Linked DNA regions of Homo sapiens: region 2 is linked to region 1. Evidence: chromatin loops called from intact Hi-C (ENCODE). Cell type or tissue: psoas muscle. All regions are shown on one strand. Each heading gives the region's core, and the rest is flanking DNA. Links, peaks and the distances in the headings are about the cores only.

Region 1 (10,100 bases), core at 1,123-9,122:
AATTCCTCGACACATACACTCTCCCCAGACTAAACCAGGAAGAAGTTGAATCTCTGAATAGACCAATAACAGGATCTGAAATTGTGGCAATAATCAATAGCTTACCAACCAAAAAGAGTCCAGGACCAGATGGATTCACAGCTGAATTCTACCAGAGGTACAAGGAGGAACTGGTACCATTCCTTCTGAAACTATTCCAATGAATAGAAAAAGAGGGAATCCTCCCTAACTCATTTGATGAGGCCAGCTTCATCCTGATGCCAAAGCCGGGCAGAGACACAACCAAAAAAGAGAATTTTAGACCAATATCCTTGATGAACATCGATGCAAAAATCCTCAATAAAATACTGGCAAACCGAATCCAGCAGCACATCAAAAAGCTTCTCCACCATGATCAAGTGGGCTTCATCCCTGGGATGCAAGGCTGGTTCAATATACGCAAATCAATAAATGTAATCCAGCATATAAACAGAACCAAAGACAAAAACCACATGATTATCTCAATAGATGCAGAAAAGGCCTTTGACAAAATTCAACAAGCCTTCATGCTAAAAACTCTCAATAAATTAGGTATTGATGGGATGTATTTCAAAATAATAAGAGCTATCTATGACAAACCTACAGCCAATATCATACTGAATGGGCAAAAACTGGAAGCATTCCCTTTGAAAACTGGCACAAGACAGGGATGCCCTCTCTCACCACTCCTATTCAACATAGTGTTGGAAGTTCTGGCTAGGGCAATTAGGCAGGAGAAGGAAATAAAGGGTATTCAATTAGGAAAAGAGGAAGTCAAATTGTCCCTGTTTGCAGATGACATGATTGTATATCTAGAAAACCCCATCATCTCAGCCCAAAATCTCCTTAAGCTGATAAGCAATTTCAGCAAAGTCTCAGGATACAAAATCAATGTACAAAAGTCACAAGCATTCTTATACACCAACAACAGACAGAGAGCCAAATCATGAGTAAACTCCCATTCACAATTGCTTCAAAGAGAATAAAATACCTAGGAATCCAACTTACAAGGGACGTGAAGGACCTCTTCAAGGAGAACTACAAACCACTGCTCAACGAAATAAAAGAGGATACAAACAAATGGAAGAACATTCCATGCTCATGGGTAGGAAGAATCAATATCGTGAAAATGGCCATACTGCCCAAGGTAATTTACAGATTCAATGCCATCCCCATCAAGCTACCAATGACTTTCTTCACAGAATTGGAAAAAACTACTTTAAAGTTCATACGGAACCAAAAAAGAGCCCGCATCACCAAGTCAATCCTAAGCCAAAAGATCGAAGCTGGAGGCATCACACTACCTGACTTCAAACTATACTACAAGGCTACAGTAACCAACACAGCATGGTACTGGTACCAAAGCAGAGATATAGATGATATAGATCAATGGAACAGAACAGAGGCCTCAGAAATAACACCGCATATGTACAACTATCTGATCTTTGACAAACCTGAGAAAAACAAGCAATGGGGAAAGGATTCCCTATTTAATAAATGGTGCTGGGAAAACTGGCTAGCCAAATGTAGAAAGCTGAAACTGATCCCTTCCTTACACCTTATACAAAAATCAATTCAAGATGGATTAAAGACTTAAACATTAGACCTAAAACCATAAAAACCCTAGAAGAAAACCTAGGCATTACCATTCAGGACATAGGCATGGGCAAGGACTTCATGTCTAAAACACCAAAAGCAATGGCAACAAAAGACAAAATTGACAAATGGGATCTAATTAAACTAAAGAGCTTCTGCACAGCAAAAGAAACTACCATCAGAGTGAACAGGCAACCTACAAAATGGGAGAAAATTTTTGCAACCTACTCATCTGACAAAGGGCTAATATCCAGAATCTACAATGAACTCAAACAAATTTACAAGAAAAAAACAAACAACCCCATCAAAAAGTGGGTGAAGGACGTGAACAGACACTTCTCAAAAGAAGACATTTATGCAGCCAAAAAACACATGAAAAAATGCTCACCATCACTGGCCATCAGAGAAATGCAAATCAAAACCACAGTGAGATACCATCTCACACCAGTTAGAATGGCAATCATTAAAAAGTCGGGAAACAACAGGTGCTGGAGAGGATGTGGAGAAATAGGAACACTTTTACACTGTTGGTGGGACTGTAAACTAGTTCAACCATTGTGGAAGTCAGTGTGGCGATTCCTCAGGGATCTAGAACTAGAAATACCATTTGACCCAGCCATCCCATTACTGGGTATATACCCAATGGACTATAAATCATGCTGCTATAAAGACACATGCACATGTATATTTATTGCGGCATTATTCACAATAGCAAAGACTTGGAACCAACCCAAATATCCAACAATGATAGACTGGATTAAGAAAATGTGGCACATATACACCATGGAATACTATGCAGCCATAAAAAATGATGAGTTCACGTCCTTTGTAGGGACATGGATGAAATTGGAAATCATCATTCTCAGTAAACTATCACAAGAACAAAAAACCAAACACCGCATATTCTCACTCATAGGTGGGAATTGAACAATGAGAACAACACATGGACACAGGAAGGGGAACATCACACTCTGGGGACTGTTGTGGGGTGGGGGGAGGGGGTAGGGATAGCACTGGGAGATATACCTAATGCTAGATGACGAGTTAGTGGGTGCAGCGCACCAGCATGGCACATGTATACATATGTAACTAACCTGCACATTGTGCACATGTACCCTAAAACTTAAAGTATAATAATAATAAATTTTAAAAAAACTAACTTTTTAAACATGATATGGCATTAATTTTTATGTTTGTAAAATGTGCAGTTTTTTCTATTATATTGAGTAATATCCCTGATTTGAAAACATACATTGAAGCTCAACAATGGTTCACTAAGGTATAAAAATAGTGATTAAAATTATAACAAAAATATTACCATTATGAATTGTATCACAAATCTATAGTGTGAATACAGAACTAGAATTGGTTCAGGTACATCTGAGTGTAATTTTTCCATACAGAAGCTTTAAAAGACAAGTTCCACTAAGTATGATGATTGGCATCTGAAGATAGAATTTTTGAGAACTGATGAGCCATTTGCTCTTAGTCTCCAGAACATTATCTCTTATGAAAATTCATCAACTGGTTTATGACTTTGAAATATTAGGGTCATTTTCAGTTAAAGCACCATGATCTCTCCAGTAACCAAATATGCACAAGATAATGCTTTCCAGTCTTAAATTGAGGAATCTTGATTACAAAAGGCACAAAAGAGACCGAATTACAGAAACATCATTCAAAGTTTCATTCCTTACAGTAAAAACAGGTATAAGTTATAGTATTGGTAAGAAGTTTGTAGTAATAGCCATAATCAATGAAATTGATGTTTTTCTTCTAGAAAGCATAATGAGCTATTAGCAAAATTTGTCAGATAACACTATTGAACTCTGAGTATCTGAAATATAGCTATATGGAAGGTAATTACTATCACATATCTGTGCTAGAATGTACTTCATTCTACATAGTTGCTCAAAACCACTGAAATGATGAGTCACCTCTGTCTTAGTTCATTTTCTGTGCTTATAACAAAATACTTGAAACGGGGTAATTTGTAGAGAAAAGGAATTTGTTTCTTAAGTTCTGGAGGCTGAGAAGTCCAAGGTCAAGGGGCCACATCTGGTGAGAGCTTTCTTGCTGGTGGGAATCCTGTACAGAGCCCAGTGGTGGTACAGGAGATCACATGGTAAGGAGACTGAACATGTTAATGCGCTATACTCAGGTCTCTCTTCCTCTTTTTATAAAGCCACCAGTTCCATTCCCATGATAACCTATTAATCCATTAACCCTCTAATCCATTAATCCATAAATGGATTAATCCATTCATAAGAGCAGAGCCCTCAAGGTTCAATCACCCCTTAAATATCCTACCTCTCAATACTGCCACATTGGGGATTAAATTTCAACATGAGTTTTGGAAGTGACAAATATTCAAGCCATGGCAACCTCTTAACATTATATATATTATATAGATTAATGGCCCCCAACCTTTTTGGCACCAGGGGTCAGTTTCACGGAAGACAATTTTTCCACAGATGGGGATGGGGGGATGGTTTCGGGATGAAACTCTTCCACCTCAGATCATCAGGCATTAGATTCTCATAAGGAGCATGCAACCTAGATCCCTTGCATGCACCGTTCGCAATAGGGTTCGCACTCCTGTGAGAATCTGATGCTGCCAATGATCTGAAAGGAAGCAAATCTCAACTGGTAATGCTCACTTACCAGCTGCTCACCTCCTGTTGTGCAACCCAGTTCCTAACAGACCACTGACTTGTACCATTCCACAGCATAGAGATTGGGGACCCTGATATAGGAAGGACCTCATGACTTTATGTGTTTACCACTGAAAATGCATGCTACAGAGGAAGAGAACATGTTTAACATCTATTTTGTGTCCATCTGTGATGTGAAATGGAAACTGTATCAATAATTTGGTAGTGATAGAATACTAGCTATGGATAGAGCAAAAGCATATTTTAAAACTACAACCAAACACTGCAACAGAATATCAAGAAATATTTCTTAGACGCACACACAAGCAGAGTGTTATTAGACATTCAAATATTTGAAACATTTGAAATATCGGCATCTGAACAAGAAGAGAACCAAATGTGCTGCTCAGAGAAAAATCTCTCCACAATTTCTGGATTAATATGCAACTCAAAAGTCCAAAACTATCTGACAAAGCCTTCAAATATTTGCTCTTTTAATGACTTACAATTATGAATTAGCATTTTCTAATTTAGAAGAACATAAAAGGTAAGAAAAAGCCTGCATTTAAAACCTGACCTACAGTTCAGGGCATCCATCATCAAACCTGTTAAAAGTTAGAGAAACACATTAATGATAAGCCATAATGAGAGAATTTTACTAGGTGTCTCTGGGTATCACTAAATCACAACTGACTCCAACAAACCAAAAAAAGAGAGTTGCTCTCTCCCTGGGCACAAGTCATTGGAGTGGATTTTGTTACTCTACAGTTTTTATAAATAAGAAAAGTGTAATTCGGGTAAGTAAAATAAGCAAAGTCATAAGATTATACACACCAGAAGCATACCTAACTCACGTCTTCACAGTTCTAATTCAGACTCTTTGCTTCATACCATTCCTTCTCATAATCAGAGCCTGTAGTGTGCTTTTGATCTATTGCAAGGCTCTAGTTATTTAAACCATCAACTTAAAGGAATACTTATTCTAGAACTCTTACTGAGCTGATGGCTACCAACTAACTAAACTTCCTACACCACAACTAGGCATGGTTGTTCAGCTTACATTAAAAAAAAAAACAAAACCAACTTCCTGCTATCCTACCAAATTGTCTTCTTTCTGCCACCTAGAGAGAGCATTCAATACAGTCCAAAGCAAGGCATCTTTGAGTCCAGCGCTCTCTTTATTCTAATGGCACTCTATTCCTCCCTAGACCAAAGTACCAATTTTTTTCCCTACCCCACAACCTACACTCCCTCCCCAGTTCCAGACCTGGACACAAGATAAGGAGCATCCAAATACTGGATCTTTTTTTTAATACCTCTCCTTTTTTTTTTTTTTTTTTTAGAATTAGTTGAAATTTTATTAACATGTTGTCCATAATTAGTTCACGAAAATGAATGAATTTTACCTTGTGAACATTATTAAAATACTTTCCAAATGCAAATTATGATTTGCCCCAAAAATGCCCCAAACTTTATAAATGTCCTGTTAAGATGGATTACCTCTTCTTAAGCCTTAAACCAACATTGAAGTTTAAGTTGAACTGAGGGTTCATATTCATTCTATTTGCCAGCCTTCAAAAGTCAATAGAACTATTTCCACTAGATGGCTGTCTTTACCAAGAACTGTAAGAGCTATGCCAACTTGCAGCAGTTTTCAAGTTTTAAAGCTTACCTTTTACAGAGGCAAGCATATATGCAGCCATTTAATAGGCTCACTCCTACAAAATGTTCATGTATTACTTTATTTGTTCACCCCCGCATTGCAAAAAGTCAATATGATAAAAATGTAATGTGTTCTAGAAAATAATGAGAGAAATTTTATTTGTTTCAGGCTGAAAATTTTCTAAAACATGTAAGGAATTTTGCCCTGGAGACTGAAAGACATATATAAAAATTATCTCAGTGTAATTGTTTATATTGTCAGATCAAAAGTTACTTGTTGGTTATAAAAATTGTGTTCTTTAATATTTAAGAAAAGAGATTGGCTATCACTACTTATATTTGGAATTTGTTTCACACCTTTCTCTAGGTCATAAAGGTATTTTAAAGTTAAAATATGATACATTGAATAGAATTTGTTATAAGCTACAATTTCTACTGTATCAAGGAAATTGTTTCTTCCACTCACATGTTTTGTTATTTCCTTAGTATTTGATTCCTTGTTATTTGATTAGTACAAAAATTCAGCACCAAGTGCAGAGAGGATTGGTTGGGTGGTTGGTTGTTTTTCAGTAAACTTTTTATTGAGGTATAACAAAACTAAAGAAAAGTGCACAAATTGTAAGCATATAGCTTGACTGATGTTCGCAAAGTGAAATTAACATAAACGTTTTTGTGCAATTGTATATTTTACCTTTTTAAATTTTATTTGCTATTTGTTTAGTTACATCCAAATAACCAGCACCTAGATCAAGAACTAGAACACTACCAGCCGCCCAGACGTTCCTAATCACCTCACCGAAGTGGTGACCATTATTCTGACATCTAATACCACAGAGATGGCTTTCGCCTGTTTTGAAGTTTATATGACTCATCCCACTTGTTTGGCTTTTCATTGTGTTGATGAGAATCATCTACTTTGTTTTCACTGCTATGCATCACAACTTACTTATTCATGATCATTTGTGTGGTGTCCAGTTTGGAGCTATTATGAATAGTGCTGTTATGAAGTTTCTATATATACACTGAATCAATATGTGTATGCATTTCTTTGAGTGAGCATATACTTAGAAGTGGAATTGCTGAGTCATGACATTTGCATATGTTCAGCTTTAGTAAATACTGCCAATTTTCTGAAGTAGTTGTACCAATCCACACTCCCACAAGCAGGATACGAACTCCACTATTCCATTTCCTCCTCAGCACTTGGTATTGTCAGTCCTTTAAACAGTAGCCATTCTGGTGGGTATATAGTGATATCTCATTATAGTTTTAAATTGCTTTTCCCTGAAAACTAATGAAATTGTTTATATGCTTATTGGTTAAGAATGTTCCAATCTTTTCTTCATTTTGTATAATATTTTCAGGCTAGGTACAATGGCTCATGCCTGTAATCCCAACACTTTGGGAGACCAAGCTGAGAGGATTGCTTGAGCTCAGGAGTTTGAGGCTGAAGTGAGCTATAATTGCACCACTTCCCTCCAGCCTGGGCCATAGGGCAAGACCCTGTTTCCAAAAAAAAACACATATTTTCTATCTTTTCTTTATTAATTTGTGTGAGTCAGTGGTAAGATATAAATATATTATAATTATCTTCTACTCTGGGGCTTGACCAGTTATGGTCTTAACATTATCTTTGATGAGTAAAGTTCAGTTTATTAATTTTATCTTTTATGGTTAGCACATTCTTTAGGTCCTCTTTTTAAAATCTTTGCCCAGATAGTCATCAGACTATCCAAAGTCAGTGTGAAGGAACAAATTCTAAAAGCAGCAAGAGAGAGGCAACTAATCACCTATAAAGAAAATCCTGGCTGGGTGAGGTGGCTCACACCTGTAATCCCAACACTTTGGGAGGCAGACGCAGGCGGAGGCAGGTGGATCACCTGAGGTCAGGAGTTCGAGAGCAGCCTGGCCAACATGGTGAAACTCCATCTCTACTAAAAATACAAAAATTAGCCAGGCATGGTGGTGCGGCCTGTAATCCTAGCTACTAGGGAGGCTGAGGCAGGAGAATTACTTGAACTCAGGAGGTGAAGGTTGCAGTGAGCCGAGATCACACCACTGCAGTCTGGGCTACAGAGCAAGACTCCATCTCAAAAAAAAAAAGAAAATCTCATCAGACTAGCAACTTCTCAGCAGAAATCTTATAAGCTAGAAGAGATTAGGGTCCTATTTTCAGTTCTCTTAAAGAAAAGAACTGCTGGCAATTAGCCAGGCATGGTGGTGTGCACCCATAATCCCAGCTACTTGAGAGGCTGAGGCAGGAGACTTGCTTGAGCCCAGGAGGCGGAGATTGCAGTGAGCCAAGATCACACCACTGCACTCCAGCCTGGGCGACAGAGTAAGACTCCATCTCCAAAAAAAGGAACTGCTGGCCAAGAATTTTTTATCCTACTAAACTAAGCTTTATAAATAAAGAATAACTAAAGTATTTCCCAGACAAGTCAATGCTAAGGAAATCCATCAACACTAGACCAGTTGTACAAAAAATGTTCAAAGGAGTTCTAAACATGGAAATGAAAAGGCAATACTCATCATCATAAAAGCACACAAACGTATAAAGCTCACAGGTCTTATAAAGCAATTTCACAATTGAGACTACAAAGCAACTAGGTAACAATTAACATCATAATGGGAAAAAAATTCATATATCAATATTAACCTTGAATGTAAATGGACTAAATGCTCCACTTAAAAGACATACACTGGAAGAGTGGATAAAAAATAAAATCCAACCAAATACTGCTTACAAGAAACCCACCTAATGGGTAAAGATATTTACAAACTCAAAGTAAAGGAGTGGAAAAAGACATTCCACACAAACAGAAAACAAAGAAAGCAGTAGTGGCTATACTCACATCAGATAAAACAGACTTTAAACCAACAACAGGAAAAAAAGACAAAGAAGGTCATTATAAAATGATAAAAGAATTCAACAAGAAAATGTAACAATTCTAAATATATATGCACCCAACACCAAAGTACCTAGATTCATAAAACAAATACTACTAGACATAAGAAAAGAGATAGACAGCAATACAATAATAATGGGGAATTTCAACACCCCACTGACAGCACTGACAAGGAAGTTTGTAGCTTGCCTACATCAAAAAGACAGGAAGATCTCAAATTAACAACCAAATGTTGCAACTCAAGGAACTAGAAAAACAAGAACAAACCACACCGAAATCTAGCCTAAGAAAAGAAATAACAAAGATCAGAGAAATTGAGATCAAAAAAAGAAACAAAGGATCAACAAAAAGTTGGTTATTTGAAAAGGTAAACAGGCTGATATACTCCTTGCTAGGTTAATCAAGAAAAAAATAGAGAAGATTCAAATAAGCACAATCAGAAATTATAAAGGAGACATTACAATGGACAATACAGAAATACAGAAGATCATCAGAGACTATTATTAGCACCCCTATGTGCACAAACTAGAAAACCTAGAGAAAACAGACAAATTCCTGTAAACATACAACTTCTCAAGATTGAACCAGGAAGACATAGAAATCTTGAGCAGACAAATGGCAAGTAGTTAAACTGAATCAGTAATTTTTTAAAAATCTCCTGACAACAATAACAAAAATCCAGGACAAGAGGGATTCACAGCCAAATTTTGCCAGATGTACAAAGAAGTAGTACCAATCCTACTGAAACTGTTCCAAATGCTGAGGAGGGAATCCTCCCTTACTCATTCTACAAAGCCAGTATCACCCTGATAACAAAGCCAGGCAAGGACACAACAAAAAAAGAAAACTATAGGCCAATATCCCTGATAAACATAGACGCAAAATCCTCAACAAAATACTAGCAAACCAACAGCACATCAAAAAGAACATCATGATGGGTTTTATTCCAAGGATGCAAGGATGGTTCAACATACACAAATCAATAAATGGGATACACCACACTAACAGAATTAAAAACAAAAATCACATGATCATCTCAACAGATGCAGAAAAAGCATTTGATAAAATTCATTATTTCTTCATGATAAAAGCCCTCAACAAACTAGGCATCAAAGGAACATATATCAAAATAATAAAAGCCGTATATGACAAACCCACAGCCAACATCACACTGAATATAGAAAAGCTAAAAGCATTCTCCCTAAGAACTGGAACAAGACAAGGATGCCCACTTTTACCACTCCTATTCAACATGGTAGTG
Region 2 (10,100 bases), core at 1,081-9,080, 68 kb after region 1:
TGAATGAGTTAGATCCAGTGATACACATACGAAATACAGGAGGCAAAATTGTTTGGAGGGAAAATGTTGAATTGACTTCTAGAACTCTTAGTTTTTTTATTTGTTTGTTGTATTTTTTATTTTATTTTATTTTTTTTAGACGGAGTCTTGCTCTGTCGCCCAGGCTGGAGTGCAGTGGCGCGATCGTGGTTCACTGCAACCTCCACCTCCCGGGTTCAAGTGATTCTCCTGCCTCAGGCTTCTGAGTAGCTGGGATTACAGGTGCACACCACCACGCCTGGCTAATTTTCATATTTTTAGTAGAGACAAGGTTTTGCCGTGTTGGCCAGGCTCAAACTCCTGACCTCAGGTGATCACCTGGCTCGGCCTCCCAAAGTGCTCAGATTACAGGCATGAGCCACCACGCCTGGCCTAGAACTCTCAGTTTAATGGGGTGATACAGGAACATAGTGGTAGCATCTAGTAGGTAGTTAGGAACAAAATTGGTGCTCAGGCAAGTGAAGAATCATATATTCAAAAATAGTAAGGAAAGCCATGAACCTTTAAAGAGAGGACTCATAGAACTAAAGACTAAATCACAGGTGACCATCCCTTACCAGAGTTTGGCATGATGGTGGCTATGGCAGCATATTAGTGAGTGATCCCAAACGAGAAGGAAAAGCTTCAAGATAGAAGTCAAGATTTTAAAGTTTCACCGTATCTTCCCATAGAGAAAGTTCTTCCTCCATTCCCATCATGGAAGAATTGGGTTTCAGCTTATTAAGGATCTCAAAAAAGTTTTAAAAATGAGCCAGTATTTGAGCTAAGTCTGGAAAAGACATGTAGAAATGAGCCAGAACAAAGGAGGGAGGGAAATCTATACCCAGGGAACAGTATGTGTAGAGGCATACAGGGAATTATAAGTTTAATATACCATTATTGAAGGGTAAGCCTAGAGAGGGAGCCAGATAATTGCGTGTGCCACGTTAATAAGTTGGAACCATCTCTTGAAAGCACAGAGTTAATGGTGAAACTTACCTTTTAGAAAAATCTGCCTTTTAGACTTACCTTTTAGAAAAATCTGCCTCAGCTTGGAGCATAAAGTGGGGTGGGAGCTATTTCAATAATGCAGGGGAGAAATAACATAGACCCAAACTAAGGCAGTGGCAGTAGCAGTGAAGTATAAAGGAACATGGATTTGAAAGAGACTTGGGAGTTCAAATTCTTAGGACTTAGGGTTCAAATGGATGTTACTAAATTTTGAACATTTTTATTAGAACATCACATAATCCATTTGCTATTTAAGTATAAGTAATTAAATAAATTTTAATTTATAAATTTCCCTAGGCCTAAGAAATCTATACTGAAACAGGATTTTCCCCCCCTTCTCATTGTAGTGATCTGGTACCATTACACAATGCCTGTTCTTATGGTCATTATGAAGTAACTGAACTTTTGGTCAAGGTTAGTGCTCTTGTACTCTCCTAATTACTTTCTAGAGTTATATAAAATAACTTGAAATACATTAGTATGTCTGGGTTTCTTTTTATTTTCTGTGTTCTTAGTGCTTAAAAAAGTAGAAGTATTTATAAGCATTATAAAATATAGGTGACTGATAGCTCAGCATTTGACTGCTTTGAGATTTTTGAGATACCATATGTTTTGTTTTGTTTTGTTTTGTTTTTTTGAGACAAGGTCTCACTCTTGCCCAGGCCGGAGTGCAGTGGTGCAATCTTGGCTCACTGCACCCTCCACCTCCAGGGTTCAAAGGATTCTCCTGCCACAGCCTCCTGAGTAGATGGGATTTCAGACAGGCGCCATCACGCCCAGCTAAGTTTTGTTAGAGATGGAGTTTCACCATGTTGGCCAGGCTGGTCTTGAACTCCTGACCTCAAGTGATCCACCTGCCTCGGCCTCCCAAAGTGCTGGGATTACAGCCATGAGCCACCATGCCCAGCCTGGATACCATATGTTTTTAAATATAAAGTAGCACTGTCATCTTGCTACACATCATCTTGTGACGCATCATCTGAAATCCCATCTACTCAGGAGGCTGTGGCAGGAGAATCGTTTGAACCCTGGAGATGGAGGTTACAGTGAGCCAAGATTGCACCACTGCACTCCAGCGCAGGCAAGAGTGAGACCTTGTCTCAAAAAAAAAAAAAATAATGTAGAATAGCAGATAAAGTGATTCCATAATTTATAGCTAAAGGTGAAGTTTCAAAACTCTAAGAAGCAGTTTTTAGTGAATCATATTTTGTTAAAACCACCAGATATAATAGCAAGATTTGCCAGTTGTACTTCGAGTTGGAGCTGGCCGATTTGGTAAGGTTCACTTCTTCCAGTATGCTCAACAGCTGTTTAACAAACAGGTTCCCAAGACTAGCAAGAAACTTTTTTTGTTGTTTTTTTGGTTTTTTGGTTTTTTTTTTTTTTTTTTTTTTTTTGAGACGGAGTCTCGCTCTGTCGCCCAGGCTGGAGTGCAGTGGCGCAATCTCGGCTCACTGCAAGCTCCGCCTCCTGGGTTCAAGCGATTCTCCTGCCTCAGCCTCCCAAGTACCTGGGATTACAGGTATGTGCCACCATGCCCAGCTAATTTTCTATTTTTAGTAGATACAGAGTTTCACCATGTTGGCCAGGCTGGTCTTGAACTCCAGACCTCAAGTGATCTGCCTGCCTCAGCCTCCCAAAGTGCTGAGATTAACAGACGTGAGCCACCACACCCAGTCCAAAACTTCCCATTTTGATCCCTTTTAGATGAGAGTAGAAGATATATATTATCTTTGGAAGTGGATCCCAGGATGTTACCTATACCTTTTAACTTCTGTTACCCTGCACCCATTCTACTCCTTCAGCACTTTTCCCCACTTTCAGCAGCTGTTACGGGAAGAGAAAGAGGACACTTGTTTCCAGTGCCTCTTTGGTTCCTTTCGGGCCTGAGTCTTATGAAATACGTTTTCCCATAGAAACAACTTTATAATAATAATTAGATACTCTGAGTAGCATATTAAACTTATAATGTGGCTGTAATGTTATACATTTGTAACAGTAATGCTTTTGCTTCTTGTAAAACTGAATCTTGACTCCAGCAGAACATTTGAAAGTTGCTATGGATAAGAATGAAACATCAAACAGATTGCACTTGGACTTAAAGACAACTGAGTGGTACTTTCCTAAGACCTAGTATTTTACTAAATAAGAATGAAAGGCTGACTAGAGGTCATACCTACAGAGGGAGTTAGCTAATGTGAGGGTGTAAGTAGTTACCAGGATAGTAAAGTTAAGCAAAGTCAGGAGAAAGCAAGTAGATAGGGATTGAGAATGCAGATTCTGAGCAGTGCTGAGTCAATTGGCAACACTTGCCTAAATAGTTTGGCTACCAGAAGCTGGCATTTAACAGCAAACACCCAGTGACTGCTTTCCATGACCAGGGCATTTGCTAGCCATGGAAGGCACTAAGACACGATCCCTGGACAAAGCATTCAAATAATGAAGGTCTGGCTCTAACAGGCACAAGAATAACAGGGAATTCTCTTAACATTCTTCCTCATAATCTCTGAATACTAGGAAGCAAGTAGACAGATCTGGCTAGAATGGAGGGAAAAATTATGTCAGATAGATTCATAATTAATTGAACCACTGTGCAGAGTGTTGACTGATATTTCTTTGCTTGGAAGGGACTGTTGGAACCTCCAGTAGGGCCTGAAGTTTCTATCTTTATCTTTATTGTGGTGCACACTTCTATGGTTGACTTGATAAAAAATTAGAAGGAATGCTTATCCAGTTTGCAGATTAACATGAAGCTGGGAAGGATAACTAATATTCAAGTTGATAGAATCAAGGCTCAAAACCATCTCACCAGGCTCTAAGCTCTGGGTGAAGCCAGTAAGATTAATGGGGCTCAGCAAGGACACTTAAGTTCACGAAATAAGTCGCACAAGAAAAAGATGGGAGAGGAGAAAATACTTTGGTGTTTACTTCTTGTTTAAACAATAATACAGAGTTTTTAAATGACCCATTAACTCAATTTTAAGTATAAATTATAATGTGACAACTTAAGCTGTCATAATTTTGGGCCAATAGTAGAATAGTATTGCAAGCAATATAATCATGGATGCACTGTACTCTGCACACCCAAACCACACTGGAATCTGTGATTTTAGGCTCTCGGTTTGGTTTGGTTTGGTTTGGTTTTTTTTGTTTTGTTTTGTTTTGGTCGAGGGGAGAGGGTCTCACTCTGCCACCCAGGTTGGAGTGCAGTGGCACAATCATGGCTCATTGCAGCCGCAACCTTCCCGGGCTCAGGTGATCCTCCCACCTCAGCCTCCCAAGTAGCTAAAATTACAGGTGTGGTGCCACCACACATGTTAATCTTTTTATTTTTTGTAGAGATAGGGTTTCACCATGTTGCCCAGTTTGGTCTTGAACTCCTAAGCTCAAGCGATCCACCCACCTCAGCCTCCCAAAGTGCTGGAATTATAGGCATAAGCCACTGCCTCTGGCCTCAATTATTTTTTAATGAATTTTTTAAACTAAAGTATATTTAGTTGAGGGCCACCATGATAATAAGTGGAAACCATCTGATATGAAAGATGAGTGCCCTTTATGATGTCTTTTGCTCCAAAGGCAAATAGATGAAAGTTAAAAGTGCATATTTTAACTTAATATAGAAGAAAGCTTTGTAACAACAGAAGTTCTCTAGTAATTATAAAAAGCCATGTTACTGCAAATTAGCTCCCCATTGTCAAAAATACTGAAAGAGTAAGAAGCTGGTTCACCTTAGTTGAATGCTGTAGAAGGAAATTTGTGTTTGATTGGTTAAACTAGTTTGACTTCAGTGGTCCATACTTAGCCAACTCCAGTACTTGGAAATGGCTAAAATTAAAAAGCCTAACAATACAAAGTGTTAGCAAGGATATGTAGCAACTGGAACTCAAACGTTGCCACGTAGCAGTGGAACTCAAATGTTGCTGGTGGCTGGCTGCATAAAGTGCGATAGCCACATTAGAAGACTCTTTGACATTTTCTAATAAAGTTAAACATATATCTACCATGACAGCATATGTGCATAAAGAAATGTTTATGATAGCTGATTTGTAACACAGGTTGAGTATCCATTATCTGAAATGCTTGGGACCAGAAGTGTTTTAGATTTCAGATATTTTTTGGATTTGAGAATATTTGCATATATACTACATAATGAGAAATCTTGAGGATGGAACCCAAGTCTGCACATGAAATTCACTTACGTTTCATATACACCTTATACACATAGCCTGAAGATAATTTTATATAACATTTTTAATAATTTTGTGCACGAATTAAGTTTGTGTGCATAAGGTTAGGTGTGGAATTTTCCACTTGTGTCGTCATGTCGGTATTCAAAAGTTTTGGATTTTGGAGTATTTTGCATTTCAGGTTTTCAGATGAGAGATACTCAACCAGCCAACTAGAAACAGTCCAAATCTGCATTAACAGGATGATAAATAAGCAAATTATGATATATGTATACTGTGAAATACTCCTCAACAATGAAAATGAACTACTTGTGCAACAACATGAATGAATCTCAGCAACATTATATGTATGAAAGAATCTAGACGAAGTACATACGTTAGAAATTTATATTCTTCTATTTTTATGAAATTGAAGAACAGATATATCTAATATGTGGCCAGAATCGGGGCAGGAATTGTCTATAAAAGGAGCATGAGGAAACATTCTGGGGTAATGAAAGTGTCTTGTATCTTGATTTGGGTGATGGTATCACAGATATATACATTTGTCAGAATTCATCAAAGTTGTATGTTTCACTGTATGTCAGCTATACCGCAAGAGGAGCATTCATTCTTGGAAGAGATGCAGGTTAAATCTAAAGCTTCGTTCTTAACTGTTCTTAAAAGTAGAAAAGTTAAGTAGACCCTTGTTGGTAGGGCTAGCAATCAGCTACTGTTTTTTCCATTGGGAAAAATGTATACTCATTCTGAAATAATTGGCTCAAAAAGTGAACTTTGGGAACATAACCTGTTTTAGCCTGTATGATGTTAAATTACACAGTACGAATAATTCTGAATTCTTTTAAAAATTGAACATTAAATATATGCTTTTTGCTCTCCAGCATGGTGCCTGTGTAAATGCAATGGACTTGTGGCAATTCACTCCTCTTCATGAGGCAGCTTCTAAGAACAGGGTTGAAGTATGTTCTCTTCTCTTAAGTTATGGTGCAGACCCAACACTGCTCAATTGTCACAATAAAAGTGCTATAGACTTGGCTCCCACACCACAGTTAAAAGAAAGATTAGCATGTGAGTATAAAATTATGAATGTTCAGGTAGGATATTATATCAATAAACTGAACATTTTTTCTTTCCTGTTTGTTTTTAGAAATGTTTAAATAATAGAATATTTTTCTTAGCCATGGGCATCCACTGTTGTTTAGCATATTTAATAATTTGGAAGTTTCTACTTAAGATGCTATGAAAAGAAAATATGTTTGTATTAATTTTTTCAAGTCAAGTTATATGCTTTTTATATGTGCTGTATTAGACTTATTAGATGGTATGCCTTTGAAATGAAAGCATTTGTTTTGCTTTCATCTTTGATATGATTTTTCTGTTTAATCTATGAAGCTTATGAATTTGTGAAGTTAAAGCTTCATAAGATTGCCATCTTGTAAACAGTCTCCAGATCTTAACATCTGATATTGTTGGCACCTGGGCCAAGTTCGGTTTTCTGTCTATAGCTGAAGTAGATGTAGTGAGAAATAACCACCTAGTTTGGATATGGTATTAGTGCATACAAGTAAGCAACTTATATTGGATTTATATTATCCTGGAATAATAAAGAATGATTGGTAGTTCCACAAGTCTGATGAGTAAAAGAGAATCTTAAGGAAAACCTCTTTTATTTTTTCATCATCATAGGTGGCTTTTGCAAATATCCAACTTGTCTAGTTCCCAGTTCCCTGATGGTTTGAGCAAAGCTGTCTGCTATAGCCATGATGTCAGTGTAGAGATCACTATTTCTTTACAGAGAAAAATTTTTGTGCTTGAAATATTCTAAAACCTCTCCAGTCTAGGAAGATATTGTAGTACTCCAGATATCCCAAAATGAATTACGAATTAAAACAGACCATGAATCTGCCGTGGGCTAAACCTGTGTATACTCTTGAGGCCATATGTCTATACAGTTGCACCGTAACTTAGGGGAACTGGAGTACCACTGTCTGTTTTCAGGGGTTAAATTTGGAGAATATCTTTAGAGCCTCAATCTGGCTATTTTGGAAGATTATTTTGAAAATAATTTCAAGGAAAATACTAGATGTCTTTTAGATAAGGCTTTTCAATTTGAACTCGTTATACATGTAAATGCTTTTTCTTCATCTAGATGAATTTAAAGGCCACTCGTTGCTGCAAGCTGCACGAGAAGCTGATGTTACTCGAATCAAAAAACATCTCTCTCTGGAAATGGTGAATTTCAAGCATCCTCAAACACATGAAACAGCATTGGTAATGTTTCAGATTTAAGTTTTTAAAATACAATAACGAAGAACGTGCTAAACTAATCATAATATCCTACTTTTAGAACTAGCATTTTTTTGAGTCTATAGTTTTAAAAAATTACTGCCTATGCAAATATTTTTTAAAAATTTAAACAGTACCAAAAAATAGACAACCTCACCCTGCAGAAGCCAATGCTATTATCAGTTCGAGAATCCTCAGAAAAAAAAAATTATTCATATTCTGACATGTATTATATGTAATGCTTTTATTATCATAAGTGATACATATAGTTTGCCTTTTTAGGGGTTATAAAAATGAATGCTTAGGTTAGAAAATTTGGAACCCAATGAAAATAATGAAAAATAAAATAAATACCACCATCCAGATGAAAACACTTGGTGTAGTCCCTTCCTTCTTCAAAATTAGATCTAGAATGTGAATAAAGTATTTTAGAGGTTACTTCCCTGATAGGGGTAATAATAACTGTGGAACTATGACAAAGTAGATGTGAGTAGAGAAGTCTAACGAAAAACAGAAAAGAATGGAAGCTAATAGGGATACATGATAAAAGATAAGAGAGGGAATGGTAAAATCAGGGGCTACCTTAAAATTGAAAGGTAGAAAAAAAGAAACTTAAAGGTAGAAATTTAAAAGGAAGAAAGTAAATCCTGTTGCGTGAGTTGCAGAATGTGCTTCAGGTGAGAGAAGATAAGTAAGTTAATGTGTGTAGAAGCAGATTTAACTGATGGTAGCCTTACTTACCTAATATCTTTTATGAGAAGTTTTTTGCCTTATGCCATAATGTAAACTATGAAATTTATGTAGAAACCTACCTATAAAGCATTTTGGACCTTTTTACTGCTTGTAAGAAACTTCTAAATTTAAAAAAAAAAAATAGCAAAGCTGTAGACTAATAAGAAATGCTAGTACAAAATTAAAACCACAACAGCATTAAAACTGTACAAAGAAACATGGAAAGACTGACATGGAAAATTCTGGTCATAACTACTGTGAAGCAACTCGTTTTTGTAATTAACCTTAAAACACACTAGGAGTTGTGTTGGTGAGTAGTTATGGTGCAGTAGCAGTTTCTTACAGGTTCCCAGAGATTTACAGGCCCTGCTCCAAGATGGTGCAGAGGAGTAGGGTGTAATTTGAGGTGGATGTGATTTTTAAAAAAAGTCTTTAAAAAACCATGTCTGGTCTCTGCGCTCTCATGATAGGTGTCCTGGGATGATTACCCTTAACCTACCAAAGGAACTATGTTCTCCAATTAGAATTGGTTTTATTTAGAGTAAAGGAATGATTTTGGTGACAGCAACATCAAAGAATGGATCTGCAGCAAAGTCATGAGGATCTGATAAGCTTTATGATTGATTAACAACAGGTTAAAATCAAAGAACAGATTTCATGTGTACTGTGTTTTTAGATGTATAGAGCAACTTAGCTGAAAAATTACCCAGAACTTTTATTCTATAGGTTTTCAGGTTTCAGTTTTAATTTAACATATATACATTGATTTAGTCATGTATCATTCAGACATTATTGAACACCTATTGTGCAGATATTAGGCTTAGGCTTATAACTGGCAAATCTCTACTTCCTGTCTCCTTTCCTCCTGGATACATCATAGATAGAGATGCTGCAGCCTGAAACTCCAGATTATATCATTTTCCACCACTGATTTTGCAGAGGTAATGCATGCTCCTTATTCTGCCGAAGCAACTAGTTGAGAGAGATATAAATACTGCTCAGCTGATCAGCTGTATCAGTGCTATTACCAAACAGAATCCAGAGCTGATGAGTGTTCTGTTATTTCCCTTTTTTTGTTTTTTGAGATGGAGTCTTGCTCTGTCGCCCACGCTAGAGTGCAGTGGCATGATCTCAGCTCACTGCAACCTCCACCTCCCAGGTTCAAGTGATTCTCCTGTCTCAGCCTCCCGAGTAGCTGGGATTACAGGCACGTGCCACCACGACTGGCTAATTTTTGTATTTTTATTAGAGAGGGGGTTTCACCATGTTGGCCAGGCTGGTCTTGAACTCCTGACCTCAGGTGACCCGCCTGCCTCGGCCTCCCAAAGTGCTGGGATTACAGGCCTGAGCCACTGTGCCCGGCTATATTCTGTTATTTCTTCATGTAAAGAAACCTCAACCTTTGCAAGGGTGTTTTCTTAACCTTTAAAATATTGCATGAACACAATGCTACTTGGAAACAGTTTTGAAAAGGATATTGGTCACATTAAGGTTTTCATCACACCAGTGCTAGCTTTTTCAAAGATACAGGACAACTGTAAAGTTTGATTGGAATATGTAATAATAGATATTATCTGATAGGTAGGATTTTCAGGTTCTGTCAGAATTTGGTAATTGTTGTAATTCAATCAAAAGTCAAGAGCAAAGTTGCGTCAAAAGTAAAACAAAAAGATTAAATAACTACTTGATTGTTCTTGATTGGAAACACGAATGTTCTTAAAATCAGTTATGTATAGTCCTTGATTAATGCTGCAATTTAAATTATTTAGCATTGTGCTGCTGCATCTCCATATCCCAAAAGAAAGCAAATATGTGAACTGTTGCTAAGAAAAGGAGCAAACATCAATGAAAAGACTAAAGAGTAAG

What was found. Peaks named below come from ENCODE experiments on the same cell type or tissue, not always from the same donor. Only the 100,000 strongest peaks of a DNase experiment are listed, where the experiment ranks them.
Region 2: a loop joins it to region 1, with 2.5 times the contacts of the local background. A loop is called at or near these places in 9 of 110 quality-filtered maps.

What each region holds. Positions count from the first base shown.
Region 1 is chr10:91,752,881-91,762,980 of GRCh38, forward strand. No RefSeq gene overlaps it. Among named protein-coding and RNA genes, the nearest start is that of TNKS2-DT, 40 kb to the right of the region's middle. In psoas muscle, for the core only: a CTCF peak has its summit at 5,862 (motif pointing right); no DNase peak of the experiment used is centred there.
Region 2 is chr10:91,820,920-91,831,019 of GRCh38, forward strand. TNKS2 (tankyrase 2) reads left to right here. Exons shown (of 27, transcript NM_025235.4): 7 at 1,377-1,443; 8 at 6,098-6,284; 9 at 7,366-7,487; 10 at 10,004-10,095. Among named protein-coding and RNA genes, the nearest start is that of TNKS2, 28 kb to the left of the region's middle. In psoas muscle, for the core only: no CTCF peak of the experiment used is centred there; no DNase peak of the experiment used is centred there; H3K27ac peaks cover 1,812 bases.